Regions from separate parts of the Mus musculus genome. Here region 2 is linked to region 1. Evidence: chromatin loops called from intact Hi-C (ENCODE). Cell type or tissue: left cerebral cortex. All regions are shown on one strand.

The links. A loop is a pair of places that touch in the nucleus more often than their neighbours do. Peaks named below come from ENCODE experiments on the same cell type or tissue, not always from the same donor. Only the 100,000 strongest peaks of a DNase experiment are listed, where the experiment ranks them.
Region 2: a loop joins it to region 1, with 2.4 times the contacts of the local background. A loop is called at or near these places in 2 of 42 quality-filtered maps.

What each region holds. Positions count from the first base shown.
Region 1 is chr13:56,063,664-56,066,163 of GRCm38, forward strand. No RefSeq gene overlaps it. Among named protein-coding and RNA genes, the nearest start is that of Gm31485, 56 kb to the right of the region's middle. In left cerebral cortex, no CTCF peak of the experiment used is centred here; no DNase peak of the experiment used is centred here.
Region 2 is chr13:55,741,367-55,743,866 of GRCm38, forward strand. The region is part of intron 2 of Pcbd2 (pterin 4 alpha carbinolamine dehydratase/dimerization cofactor of hepatocyte nuclear factor 1 alpha (TCF1) 2); the gene reads left to right. Among named protein-coding and RNA genes, the nearest start is that of Pcbd2, 15 kb to the left of the region's middle. In left cerebral cortex, no CTCF peak of the experiment used is centred here; a DNase peak (open chromatin) is centred at 1,146; H3K27ac peaks cover 269 bases.

The DNA.
Region 1 (2,500 bases):
CATGGGTGCCTGCCTGGGTCTTTCCATCACAATGAGTTCATGCCAGTGGCTTGAGAAGTCAGTCCAGCCAGGAGACTGCTCTGAGGCTGGCAGACCGGTTCTGGTGAGTCCTTGGTGAACCCCTGAATGGCAGTGGGAGCTCTTTGGTCCAGGCCTATTTCCTGGACCCATTACAGGGTTAGCGGTTCTGAGTTGCTAAATAAGCCAGTGCCGGAAGGAGAAGAAATGCTCTCTGAGTGACAGCTCTCACCCAGTGACTTGGGTCCCTGGGCAGCCAGCAGTGAGGAGGGGACACTAAGATGCCTGAATGGGAAAGAGGCCTCTTCGTTTGGCGTCCAGAGCCACAGACCACACCAGGGGCCTTGTTGGTGGGAACCGTTCTTTGAAAGGACACGTGAGGGAGCATATGACATGGTTCAATGTCAGGCTCCAAGACAGTGGAGGGTTGGTAAATGCCAGGGCTCTCCCGGCCTCAGTTTCTCCACCTGTTATCGTGGGTGGTCACTTGTCAGGGCGCCAGACTTATGAGTTTGTCACGAGGAGATGGTCAAGTTGAGTGAAGGGACTTGGGGTGGAGGATGAGTGTTCTGTGGCCCAGAGGAACTGTCCACAAAGAGTCTCCTCAGGGCTACCAGGCAGACTTAGCCCCTGGGGTCAATGACTTACAACAATCCCTCTTTGCTCAACAAACAGCTGAGGATGGTTAATAGATGGAAGCACTGGGCTCTTGCAGAGTCTGGCCGGTCCTTTGCCCCACTTTCTTCTCTGCCGTGCACCCTGGCTGTGGATTGGAACAGAAACATGCAGACACTCCCTAACCTCAGACAGATGGCACTGGGCATCACCTGGCACTTATACCTCCTCTAGTTCCACTGGCCTGACCCTTGCAGAGGGCTATAGCAGAGAAATCAGTCCATAATCTCTGTATAGTGACTGACCCCGGGGGGATAGCCGCTCCTCTTGGGGCCTGGGTGACCTGGGAAAGCACTGGCTCAGAGTGGTCCCTCGAAATCCTACAGCATGAATGATATCCACACTAAGGACTTAAGGGGATCTTGGCTCCCAGAGGAGCTGGATAATGCAGAGACAAAGCACATCCTCACCCTTTGGGCAAACCCACTCCGAATACCTGGCCACAGATCTGCTCTGTAGCCAATCCTGGCTGGGCCACTCTGCCTGCGTCCTGCAGGCTCTCTGGACCTGAATCTTGGAGATATGTCACTAATGGGAAAGTCCTTTGCAGAATTCAACAGGATGGTGAATGTCAGGCAACCAGCTGCTCCTGGAACACAGAAGTGTTAGTTGTGTGAGCACGCCAGTTCCTCCTGTTGTAGTGGTTAGCGGCTCAGCATCATTTGCGCATGGAAATGCTCTGGCTGGGACAGTTGTTCCACATTGTAAATCAAGTGACATAAGACACTCAGGACATCACTCCGTCTGATGGGCTCTCTGGACCCGGCATTCTAGAATGAAGCTGCTTACTATAACTTTCTGACGTATTAGAGATGGTCTGTCTTTAGTATTTTCTAACCATTGGCACCTGCTGGCTATGCGGGGCCATCGTGTGCTTGAAAGGAGGCTAGTGTAGATGAAGACAATAAATTAGTGACATCACTGAGTTTTAATTAGCTTAAGTTTAACCAATGTGATCAGCTTAAGTTTAACCAGATTAGCCAATACAATTCTAGAATGTTCTTTCCAAGCAGGGCATTGCCTAGATGCTCTGAGGCACGGCAGTGCCCTATAGAGGAGAGATGCTAAGCCTTCAGTCCCTTCAGCCTCATACAGAAGAGGTAGTTCCTAATCAGCCCATTGTAAAGCCAATGACAGAGGCAGCTGCTCCCAAAACCTGGTCATGGCTAGTCTGGGTGTGAGGCAGGCTAGCTCACAGCATCATCCCAATGTGGTGCTAACGGAACGAAAGCAGTTCTTTCTTCCCAGCCAAGACCAGCACTGTGCCAACCTCCAGAAGAGGGGAGGTGACTTTTCACAAGATCACATGGCGGTAGGCTTAAGTCTTCACGCTCCACAGAATGAAAGACCAGCCTAGCCTACCCTGCAGGGAAGCAGGATGCAGGGGCTGGAGACCACAGGCCACCGTCTTGCTTACGTAGGGTTTCTCTGTGTTCTTCTACCTTCAGAGGCTCCCCAGTAAGGGTTTCTCTGTGTTCTTCTACCTTCAGAGGCTCCCCAGTAAGGAGACGCACGTTCACGGCAGTGTCCCCTGGCTAGGAGTGTCCAAAGTGGGAAAGAGCTTCCTGTCTGTAGCTGCGACAACGGCAATGGTGGCTTTGAGGAGCTGAGTTCCCTGCAGAGCGGGCCAGGCCCCTGAGAGTCAGGACAACATTGTGGAAGCTTTCTATTTCTGAGCCCTGTTCTCTGCCACTGTGTTGTCCCTGACTCTTGGTGGCATCCTGTGACATTTGCTGGGAGCACAGGCCACACCCCTGGGCACCTCTCTTTGAAATGGCTTCTCCAAGTGCTACCTTGAGTTGGGCAG
Region 2 (2,500 bases), 320 kb before region 1:
TTGCCTCGTATTGCCTGTCTGAGGGAGGGTAGTATAGGACTGGCTGGCTCATTCATGGAATCCAGCCAAACTGAGGTTATGGGATGGCTTGTCACACTAGGTGCCAGACCTACATCTCCAGCTCCAGTATCAATGTCTTCAGACCCTCCTTTTTCCATCACTGTGGTCATTTTCTAGCAGGGATCTTGTTTTCCAAGGACAACCTGTTGGATGACTTTCCTTAAGCTGGTTGCACCATACCTTCCTGAGAAAGGGATCCTTACCAGGTGACATAAACAAAGCCACACTCATCTGGGAGTAGCCTGCGTATCACCACTGAACAATAAAAGGTCATTCAGTTGTACTGTTACAATTAGTCCTATCAGACAAACAAACCACGATGATTGAGTCTGTTTGCTTCTGTGCCAGAAGGGCAGGGCTGTGTCTTCTTCCAAGCTGGTCATCAAACTGTCCTCGAATGTACCACCTTCCACCATCACAGCCCTGTGTGTGGGAGTGCCCAGGTGCCTGGAACGGCACCCAGTTGGCAGATGGGACGGGGGCCACATGAGTAGGCCGTCTGGCTCAGTGAGTGTCACAAGGCACTGTATGCCAAGTACTGAGGGGCTAGCCTCTTCCAGCCAGGCTGTGGAAGGATGAAACTGTATGGAGCACGTAGTTCATGGCTTCATCTCTGTCCACGAGGCTGCCCACATTTGCTGGGGAGGCGGGATGTCCACATTTTACAGAGGTGAATTTTATACAGTTGTTCTGTTTACTGGGGTCTGCATGGGGCTCTGGTAAGCTGAGAAGGTGTGCCTGTAGAGGTGGGTTGGAGCCTGTCCTTCAAGGACTGGAAGGATGGATGGGTGAAGGCAGGGAGGATGCGAGGACCCTGAGAGTGGCTCAGGGCGCTGGGCTACAGGTGGAGCCTTGCGGGACACAGCTTCCCACTGTCATGAGCTTTGGGTGACTGAGAGCAGACTCCTGTCACTTGCTTGTATCTCTCCTCAGCAGCACCACCCATTTCAAATGCCAGATCAGAGTTGAGGACACCAGGAACTGCCCCAGTCATCCTCAGGACCATGCTGCTGCTGCTGCCGCCACCTCCTCCATGAGCGAGCGTGGGCGAGCGCCTCTGACACAGGCAGTTACAGCAGCAGCTCTGATTGCTTCTCCCCTGCAGGCTCCCCACGTATTTACTCAGCCTGAATGCCGCAGTGCTGTGCCCAGTGCCTTCCTACTGTTTCTTCCTGGGCATATTTCATCTTCTCAGAGATTCCTAAAGCTGCCCAGGGTCCTGCTCTGACCCTGCTGTGCTCATGAAACCCCGTAAGAAGCCTTGCTGTTTAGAGATTAGAATTGTGGTCTTCAATGTCCTTTGGTTGTCCTCTCCGTGCAGGGTCATATGGTCCTTAGAGGCCACTGGAAGTTAATGATGTGTGGAAGCTGGGTTGTGTTACTTGTATTCAGGCTGTTCTTCCTACAGTTCCTGCCCCACCCACCTGCCCACATCTGTCCACATCTGTCCACATCTGTCCACATCCTCCCACTTCTAGAATCTTCTTACCTACTCCGTAGTAACCAATTCACAAGTCACTTACGTTACATAACAGACCCTGGAGTGCAGCAGTGCTCAAGGCTGATGTTTCCCTGTCTTTTCTGAGCTTACAGTGTGGTGGGAGGGAGGCACAGATAGGAAAGGATGCATATAGAATCCTAAGTTGAGGTGAAGGCCACTGAGGAAGGAAGATCCTAGTTGCTCAGTGGGATAAGGGTCAGTGGCAAGAACAGCAAGGCAGTAGGGAAGTCATTGGATTTGTCCATGGGAGAGGTCGCTGCCGGGGTGGACGCAGCACAGGACAGTGGATGGGCAGTGGTGGGAAAGTGGCAAGTGCGGAGCTTGGATATCCTGAGAATGGCGTGAGCAGGAGCTGGTGCCATACACGTGTGCGGGGAAGGCAGCTACGGGTCTGGGGTGTGGCTCAGTCCCAGCGCTGACATGGAGGGGAAGGAGGGGAAGTGCAGCTAGGCATGGTGGCAGGTGCCTGAAGCCCCAGAGTTAGCGAGGTGGAGGCAGGAGGACTGGAGTTCAAGGTCAGCCTTACCTACACTCATAGTTTGAGGCCAGCCTGAGTTACACAAGACCTTGTGCCCCCAAACCATGTAAATAAAGAAATGAATGTAAAGTAAATAAAGTGGGTAATAAAAAAGAAACAAAACAAAACAACAACAACAAAAAGAGCAAACTAGGGGAAATCCCCACAGTTCTCTGACTGGGGAGGAGAGGGACAGAGAGCATCAGGGGTGACGTCCAGAGTGTGGCCCTGCGGGGACCAGACAGTTGCAGGTCTGTTTTCCGAGCTGGGGGAAGAACTGGATAGAGCTGGATACAGCGATCGTGCTTCCTGGTTTGGACACTGTTGGGTAGGAGCTGCTGTCTGATGTCCAGGTGCCAGCGCTGTAAACATGGCTTCATGTCTGAGATTGGAACTCAGATGAGATCTGGGTCATAGATCGC